2 separate regions of the Homo sapiens genome follow, and region 2 is linked to region 1. A link is a contact called in ENCODE Hi-C or POLR2A ChIA-PET data. All regions are on one chromosome and are shown on one strand. Each heading gives the region's core, a stretch centred on a gene start or an enhancer-like site at or near the end of the contact. The rest is flanking DNA. Distances are from core to core; before and after follow the strand shown.

The links. A loop is a pair of places that touch in the nucleus more often than their neighbours do. ChIA-PET counts read pairs that join two places held with the same protein, here RNA polymerase II (POLR2A). Pooled maps may share reads with other maps.
Region 2: POLR2A ChIA-PET joins it to region 1 with 10 read pairs in activated B cell. The contact joins two enhancer-like sites. A Hi-C loop is called at or near these places in 60 of 168 maps with a recorded cell type or tissue (CD14-positive monocyte, CD4-positive, alpha-beta memory T cell, CD8-positive, alpha-beta T cell and 33 more), 12 of 37 single-sample maps with no recorded cell type and 39 of 50 pooled maps. POLR2A ChIA-PET finds 5 or more read pairs at or near these places in 19 of 52 experiments (A549, AG04449, AG04450 and 16 more).

The regions. Positions count from the first base shown.
Region 1 is chr12:108,792,590-108,796,731 of GRCh38, reverse strand. SSH1 (slingshot protein phosphatase 1) reads left to right here. Exons shown (of 15, transcript NM_018984.4): 14 at 3,903-4,142. Among named protein-coding and RNA genes, the nearest start is that of MIR619, 42 kb to the left of the region's middle. RefSeq lists enhancers at 2,189-2,699, 4,068-4,142. Within about 2 kb of position 2,691, at least 10 of the 41 ENCODE cell types and tissues checked have a DNase peak (open chromatin) inside an H3K27ac peak, as active enhancers do; they include ascending aorta, gastrocnemius medialis, heart left ventricle and 3 more, where a contact is called at or near this core.
Region 2 is chr12:108,848,080-108,852,268 of GRCh38, reverse strand. All of the region lies in intron 2 of SSH1 (slingshot protein phosphatase 1), which reads left to right. Among named protein-coding and RNA genes, the nearest start is that of SSH1, 7.4 kb to the left of the region's middle. RefSeq lists silencers at 1,260-1,329, 1,340-1,389, 1,430-1,479. Within about 2 kb of position 1,333, at least 21 of the 41 ENCODE cell types and tissues checked have a DNase peak (open chromatin) inside an H3K27ac peak, as active enhancers do; they include ascending aorta, gastrocnemius medialis, heart left ventricle and 3 more, where a contact is called at or near this core.

The sequences.
Region 1 (4,142 bases), core at 1,442-3,941:
ATCTAGCAATTCCACTTGTGGAAATATATCCAAAACAATTGAAAGCAGAGTCTCGGAGAGATATTTGTACATTAGTGCTTATAGCAACATTATCCACGATAGCCAAAAAGTGGAAGCAACCCATGTGTTCATTGATGGATGAATAAACAAACAAAACGTGACATATTCATACAATGGGATACTACACAGCCTTAAAAAGGAAGGAAAGACTGACACAGGCTACGACAGTCATGAACCTTCATGACATTGCGCTAAGTGAAATAAGCAAATCACGAAAAGAACTACTGTATGTTTCCATGCATATGAAATACTTAGAGAAGTCAAAGTCACAGAGAGTAGAATGGTGGTTGCCAGGGACTGGAAGAAGGGAATGGGGAGTTACTGTTCAATGGGTACCGAATTTCAGCTTTGCCAGAGACAGAGCATTCTGGAGACTCTAGAGGCTCTCTGGTTGGTGGTGATGGTTGCATAACATTATGAATGTATTTAATGTACACTTAGAAGTGGTCAAGATGAGGCCGGGTGTGGTGGCTCATGCCCGTAATCCCAGCACTTTAAGAGGCCGAGGCAGGTGGATCACTTGAGGTCAGGAGTTCGAGACCAGTCTGGCCAACAAGGTTAAACCCCGTCTCTACTAAAAATACAAGAATTAGCTGGGTGTGGTGGCGTGCACCTGTAATCCCAGCTACTTGGAAGGCTGAGGCGGGAGAATGGCTTGAACCTGGGAGACCAGGAGTTCAAGACCGCAGTGAGCCATGATCGCATCACTGCACTCCAGCCTGAGCAACAGAGCGAGACCTTTTCTCAGAAAGAAATACATAAATAAAAATTGTTTAAATATATAAATAAAAAGAGGTCAGGGTGGCAAATTTTATTTTTTTGAGACAGGGTCTCACTCTGTCACCCAGGCCGGATTGCAGGGTATGATCATGACACCTCAACCTCCCAGGCTCAAATGATTCTCCCACCTCAGCCCCCCAAACAGCTGGGACTACAGGTGCGCACCACAATACCCGGTTAATTTTTTATATTTTTTTCTGTAGAGAAAAGGTTTTGGTATGTTGCCCAGGCTGGTCTCAAACTCCTGGGCTCAATCGATCCTTCCACCTCAGCCTTCCAAAGTGCTGGGCCACCACACCTGGCCCAAATTTTATATTATATGTATTTTAGCTGTAAAAAAAAAAATTGAGGGTCAGGCGCTGTAATCCCAGCACTTTGGGAGGCCGATGCAGGCGGATCACCTGAGGTCAGGAGTTTGAGACCAGCCTGGCCAACATAGTGAAACCCCATCTCTTCTAAAAATATACAAAAAAAATTAGCCAGGTGTGGTGGCGTGTGCCTGTAATCTCAGCTACTCAGGAGGCTGAGGCACGAGGATTGCTTGAACCCAAGAGGCAGAGGTTCCGAGATCATACCACTGCACCCCAGCCTGGGTGACAGAGTGAGACTTCACCTCCAAAAAAAAAAAAGTTTTTAAAGAATACCCACCCAATAGAGCTGCTGTGAGGTTTGCATGAGTGCTATCTGTCAATCAAGCCAAATGACCGAGGCAAGTCTCAATCATTTTAGGAGGTTTATTTGCCATTGTTAAGGATGCACACCTGGGAGACACGTCTGTGCCTTTCTCTGAAGATAATTTTGAGGGCTTCAAATTTTAAGGGGAAAGGATGGGATATCGAGAAATGCACAATTTTCATGTGAAGCGGGGTAGGGGGAAGAGAGTCATGTATGCCTTCATCTGGCTCAGTGAATCTGCGTTTTTGCATAACATAGACAATAGAGCAGAGGAAACAATCAGATATGCATTTGTGTCAGATGGGTAGAGGGATGACTTTGAGTTCTGTCCTGTGTCTTCCTTCCCACCCACCCCCCACAATCTATGAAGATAGTGGGCAATTTACATTGCCATGGTGAATTTTAACCGAAAAGCTTTAGGGTAAAGATCTTGGGGACCGCAAGGAATTTCCTTGTGGGCAAGATATGAGGGAGGTGTGTAGCTTTTCATCTTCGTAGCCATCTTATTTAGGAATCAAAATGGGAGGCAGATTTGCGTGACCCACTTCCCGGCTTGACTTTTCCCTTTGGCTTAATGAGTTTGGGGTCCCAAGATTTGTTTTCCTTTTGCAGTGCTAAACAAGTTTACCTTTACAGATACTTCCACATCTGGCTTGTAGTAAATAATAAATGTAGCTTAAAGTCTCTGAACTCCCATCCTAAAAATTTCTGTACAGGTTATCCCCCTTTTACGAGGATCAGGGCAGGGATAAGGAGCTGACGCTGAGAGGTTGACCTATCCCCCATACACAGCCAGTGGGCGGCAGGAGGGAGAGGTACACCGCGGCCCCTCACTCAGCCTCTGAGTCAGGGTGCTGTGTGCAAAAAGCCCTGCGGTTCTGTCACCCACACGGGGTGGTGGGGGAGGTCCTCACCGTAGTTCCAGTACCCCAGGCTCTCAAGTTGGAAGCCCAGAGCCTGGGCGGCACTTTCTCCCGGTTCCCTTTCCAGTCAGTCTGTACAAGAAGCAGGCCTCCCTGGGAGATATCAGTCTGGTGTTGGAAGGAAGCCACAGGCAAAGTCTACCAGCCTCTTGGCCAAGTTTGGGAATGCAGGAGTGCCCTAGCAGAGTTAAACAGGGTCCAGAGAACAGGGCCGGCCAACTGTGGACTCCTTCACTGTCGGAAGGGCTGGACAGGTCCCCAGGCAAGGCCCAGAGGAGGAGGAGGAAGAGCGAGCATCTCACTGACCTCTCCCTGAGCCTGCCACGCACTCAGTGCCCTCTGCAGCCTAAGCCAGGCGCTCCAGGCCAGGTTCATAGCAGCGTGGCAGTGACCTTGAGTAGCTGCTGGCTGGGATGTGCACACCGAGCAGAGAGGATGAATGGCTCTGTCACACTGTGCTCTTACATTTACCTCTCTCTTTTTAACCCTCGCAAGCCTGTGATACTGGTATTACTTTAAGGTCCTTGAGGGTGACTTAGTTACCTTATTTCACCGTAAACTTTTTTTTTATGCCTTACATTTTAAAAATGTATTACAGGGCTTGGTGCAGTGGCTCATGCCAGTAATCCCAACACTTTGGGAGGCTGAGGTAGGAGGATCGCTTGAGACCAGGAGTACAAGACCAGCTTGGGCAACATAGCAAGACCCTGTCACTACAAAAAAAATAATTTAAAAATTAGCCAGGGATGGTGTCACATGCCTGTAGCCCCACTTGGGAGGGTGAAGTGGGAGGACTGCTTGAGCCCAGGAGTTTGAGGCTGCTGTGAACCGTGATCACACCACTGCACTGCCTGGACCACAGAGTGAGACCCTCATCTCAAAAAAAAAAAAAAAAGGGATTATAAAAACAATGTCATCATAGTAGAAGAAATTGTTTAAAAACTGACCTAAACCTAAACAAATACTTTCTAGTTTTCCAGGATCTTCCCAAATGCATTGCAGTGCGTTATGTGTGTGTATAGTTGTATTATCGTGTATAGATCTGTACATACTCCACTTTGATTCCCTTCATTTCCCTACAATATAGGTAGGAGAGCGTTGTTATTCTTATTTGACAGAGAAATGAGAGATGGAGTGTAACTGACGTGACAATGAGGCATCACTAAACACAGATACACAGATTGAAGTCTAGACGCCCCCGCGTTCCTTCCCCGTTGTCATCAGAGGCAGAAAGTCACATCAGGCTTCCTGTGCGAGCCTGGACAACTTAGGAGCCAGTGCTGTTTCTCATCCTTGTGTTTCTTGGGAACAAATGAACAGAGAGAGGCTTTACCTGAATGAGCCATGGATCGTCCCTGGCGCCCTGACCTTGGGCAGCCCCTCACTGGCTCACCGCATACTCTTCCCAGCACCCCCAGGCACCATCCTCCTCCCCTCACCTTCCTCTACCCTCTCTCCCCGCAGCAAACAGCGGCACAACAAGCTGTGGCGTCAGCAGACAGACAGCAGCCTCCAGCAGCCTGTGGATGACCCTGCAGGACCTGGCGACTTCTTGCCAGAGACCCCAGATGGCACCCCGGAAAGCCAGCTGCCCTTCTTGGATGATGCCGCCCAGCCCGGCTTAGGGCCCCCCCTCCCCTGCTGTTTCCGGCGACTCTCAGACCCCCTTCTGCCTTCCCCTGAGGATGAAACTGGCAGCTTGGT
Region 2 (4,189 bases), core at 84-2,583, 57 kb before region 1:
CAAAACTCCGTCTTAAAAAAAAAAAAAAAAGAATATGCCAATTTTTTAGTGCTTTAGAAATTATACCTAAAACACATAAAACTGAAGTGCTTTAAAATCCATACATATGTCTAGCCACTTTAATAATATTATATAACGCTTGGAAAAGAAGGAAAATAATTGCCATTATTCTACCACCCTTACATTACCATTTTGAGCATTTTTTGGTAACTTATTATTTTCTAATAGAGACAAGGTCTTGCTGTGTTGCCCAGGCTGGTCTTGGACTCCTGGCCTCAAGACATCTTCCTGCTTGGCCTCCTGAAGTACTGGGATTACAGTCATGAGCTACTGTGCCCGGCCTAACTTGAGCATTTTTATGTATTTTCTTGCAGACTATTCTTCTGCTTAAAAAAAAAAGTAATAATCATGACACTCTGCCCTCACTTTTTCATCTTGCTTTTGGTAAGGTGTTCCTTTTGCGGTAAGCACTTTGCTGATTTGAAACAGATACTCAACCCCCTAAAGGTATCAATTCAGGGTGCTTTAATTGTGCTTATGAGAAATCTTTAGCTCTGCTCATTTAAAAGATTCCAAGATGGCAGTCCTCAGCTGATGTATTCACTAATGGACACCAAAAACATTTTTGTTTTTTCTTTGCCAAAAATTAAGTTCTGCCTTTGTTTGGGTGTTTTGTTGATTTATGGAAGATTCAGCCCTTTGTTATATTAATATCATGTATTCCTTCATACCAAGGAGCCAGTCTTAAACTCTGACCTCATAGTTTTAAAAAAAGTAAATAAATTTTCAGGAATATTGTTCTTTAAAAAAAAATAGTCTGTTTTATCTCATGAGGGGAAGGAAAATTAATTGGAAAAGGAAATATGTGTTCAGAAATTGGGGTCAACCATTCATTACCGACAGCAGGGTGTTCTGGTCAAACTCATATGCAGAACTGGTAGAAATATGCTCAGCTTTTCTCCGATGTTTCTGTGTGCTTGAGTGAAGGGAGGGGAAATACTCACTTTTATTACGGCACACATGATTTCTAAAGATTATGTGGGTAGGGAAACACTAGCCTGCAAGAATCAAAGAGATTCCTTATTTCTGGGTCCTCGCTGGGGGACTTCTGCTGGGTCCTCACTTTTAATGTTATGCTCAAGATACAGGACACATTTGCTCCATCACCCTGGGGTTTTTGATTGGTCAGGTCAGGGCCCACGTCAGGGTTCCCAGGCTAGAAGCAGCTGGATTCCCAATGGGGGCAGTCATGGGCCGAGTTGCAGATCAGACTGTCTGGGTGGAAGCAGGGAGGGGTGGAGTGGAAGTCTGGAGACTGACTGTCGAGGAGGAACTGAAAGAGGGGCTTGCCCACCTCACAGCGGCTCCTGTGGGCGCCCAGCTCCCTTCCCCCCAAATCTCCCCCAGATGCCTGCCCCCAACTGCCCTCCCCACCAGCTCCTCTCTCCACCTGTTCTCCTCCCCAAAATCCCCTTCCCCAGATCCCTCCCTCCAGGTTCCCCTCCCCCGACTCCCCATCTCTCTTCCCCACTCCCCTCCCCCAGATCCCCTCCCCAAGCTTCCCTCCCCCAAATCCCCTCCCTAGATCCCATCCCTAACCATCCCTCCCCAATCCCCTCTCCCATCTCCCCTCCCTGAAGTCCCCTCTCTGAGCTCCCCTTCCCCCAGCTCCCCTCCCTAAATCCCCTCCCCAAGTTCCCCTCCCTCAGCTCCCTTGCCCCAGATTTCCTCCCTAGATCCCCCTCCCCAAGCTCCTCTCCCATTTCTCCTCCCCATCTCCCCACCCCCAGCTCCCCTCCCTAGATCCTCTCCCCAAGCTTCCCTCTCCCAGATCCCCTTCCCCAGCTTTCCTCCCCCATCTCCCCTCCCCCATCTCCCCTCCCCAAGCTCCCCTCTCCCAGATCTCCTCCTTAGCTCCCCATCCCCACGTCCCGTCATTGAGCTACCCTCCCCAAGCCCTTTTCCCCCAGCTCCCTCCTGGAGCTCCCCTCCCCATCTCCCCTCCCCCAGCTCCCTCCTGGAGCTCCCCTCCCCATCTGCCCTCCCCCAGCTCCCTCCTGGAGCTCCCCTCCCCATCTTCCCTCCCCCAGCTCCCTCCTGGAGCTCCCCTCCCCATCTCCCCTCCCCCAGCTCCCTCCTGGAGCTCCCCTCCCCATCTCCCCTCCCCCAGCTCACTCTTGGAGCTCCCCTCCCCCATCTCCCCTCCCCAATGCTCCCCTCCCCCAGCTCCTTCCTGGAGCTCCCCTCCCCATCTCCCCTCCCCCAGCTCCCTCCTAGAGCTCCCCTCCCCATCTCCCCTCCCCCATGCTCCCCCTTGGAGCTCCCCTCCCCCATGCTCCCCTCCCCCATGTTCCCCTCCCCCAGCTCCCTTCTGGGCTCTCCTCCCCATCTGCCCTCCCCTAGCTCCCTCTTGGAGGTCCCCTCCCCCATGCCTCCTCCCCTGGCTCCCCTCCAGCCCTTTCTTGGGGTTGGAATCTCTTCCATCTCTTGTCTCTCTCAGGGCTGTTGTTGATGAGTGAGTACTGAGCTCTGTCACTTAGACTGTCTTTGGGGCAAAGAGCTATTTTTATTTTTTAGTTACCTTTAATAGCTTATAGCATAGTGTTTTCAGTTAATAAGAACTTATAAATAGCAGTGACATGAAAATTTGTATGTGGACCTTTCTCATTAGTATTTAACCTTTTTTAAAATTAAAACTTTTTATTTTTATTTTTTAGAGACAGGGTCTTTGTTGTCCAGGCCGGAGTGCAATGGTGTGATCATAGCTCACTGCAGCCTTGAACTCCTGGGGCCAAGCTATCTTCCCACCTCAGCCTCCCAAGTAGCTGGGACTACAGGCGTGCGCCACCACACCTGGCTAATTTTTTTAAATGTGTTTTGAAGAGATGAGATCACACTGTGTTGTTGAGGCTGGTCTCAAACTCTTGGGCTTAAGTGATCCTCCCACCTCAGCCTCCCAAAGTGCTGGGATTACAGGCGTGATGACAGTCACTGCACCTGGCCCTTTTCTTGCTAATAAAAGGTCCCTTTCTCTTCTAGTTGGGAGCTGCAGGGGACCTTACAAAGGGATGGGAAATAAAGCTTTGGCAGCTTTCCATATTCTCAAAACAGCCCTTGGAGGGGGGTTTTCCCGGTTGGTGGCTGAGGCCCAAGATTGGAATTGGGAAATCCTGTATTTGAAGCGAGACCTCTAATGCCAAGTTGATCCTACTCTGCCGCCTTTCTGGGGACCAGGTTAGTAGTACTGTTGAATTAGCTGTCTTGGACATACAGGTGAGGGAGCATGCCTAAGTCCACTGGGGTGGATTAGCAGCAGCGCCAGGGCCAGCACCAAGGACTCATGCCAACTGGTGGCAGGTGCCTCCTGGGATGTTGGGTCATTCTGACCACCACCGAGAGTCCTTCCGTGCCACTGTCAGCAGGTCCCCAACACCATTGTGACCACAGGGAGACCCTGGGCTGGAGTTGGAGACCTGTGTTCTCATTTAGGGTGGGATGCTGGGCTCTGGGCTTGTCCCCCTAGGTGCCCTTTTAAACCCCTCTTCAGCCACCTTGACGTCACACTCACCTTTTTAGGCACAGGACACCATCCTGCCTCCTAGCCTTCCTCGCTACACAAGAAAAGTTGTGTCCTGGTTTAAGCTTTGACTGAAACTCATTCACATCCGTGTGTTAATTTGCATTTTCAGGCCTCTTCTCTCTGAATCTCTCCTAGAGAAGAAAATTATGGAATAGTTGGTTGCTTTCTGTTTGGGGTCAGGAGAATTAGGGAGAGATTTCTCTTTGTTTCCAATGGATCCTGAAGGTGAGCTGCCATCACCTCATCTCTAGGAGGTGCTGTAGGGAGAAAAACTGGAGGTAGCAGGGTATTTCTCTCTCTTTTCTCCCCTCCGTCTAGCCTTAATTAATAGTTTCATCTTTTGGGTCATCGAAAAAGTCAGCTCTGATTCATCCATATCCAATAAATTGCAGGGTCACATGGATCGGGTCTTCCGAGCCACCTGCCTTCTTTTTCTCAAGTTCCCTGGTGGCGCCTCTTCAGGTCCTCACATCTCTTCTGTCCCGTCACAGAGGAACACCTCAGACCCATCCTCTCTACCTTGGCATATCACCCCCTGGTCCCTTGATGCTTCTTCCTTCTGGTCCTCGGAGTCTTTTCTGAGCTCCAGCGTCACCGGCGTTGGTGGCC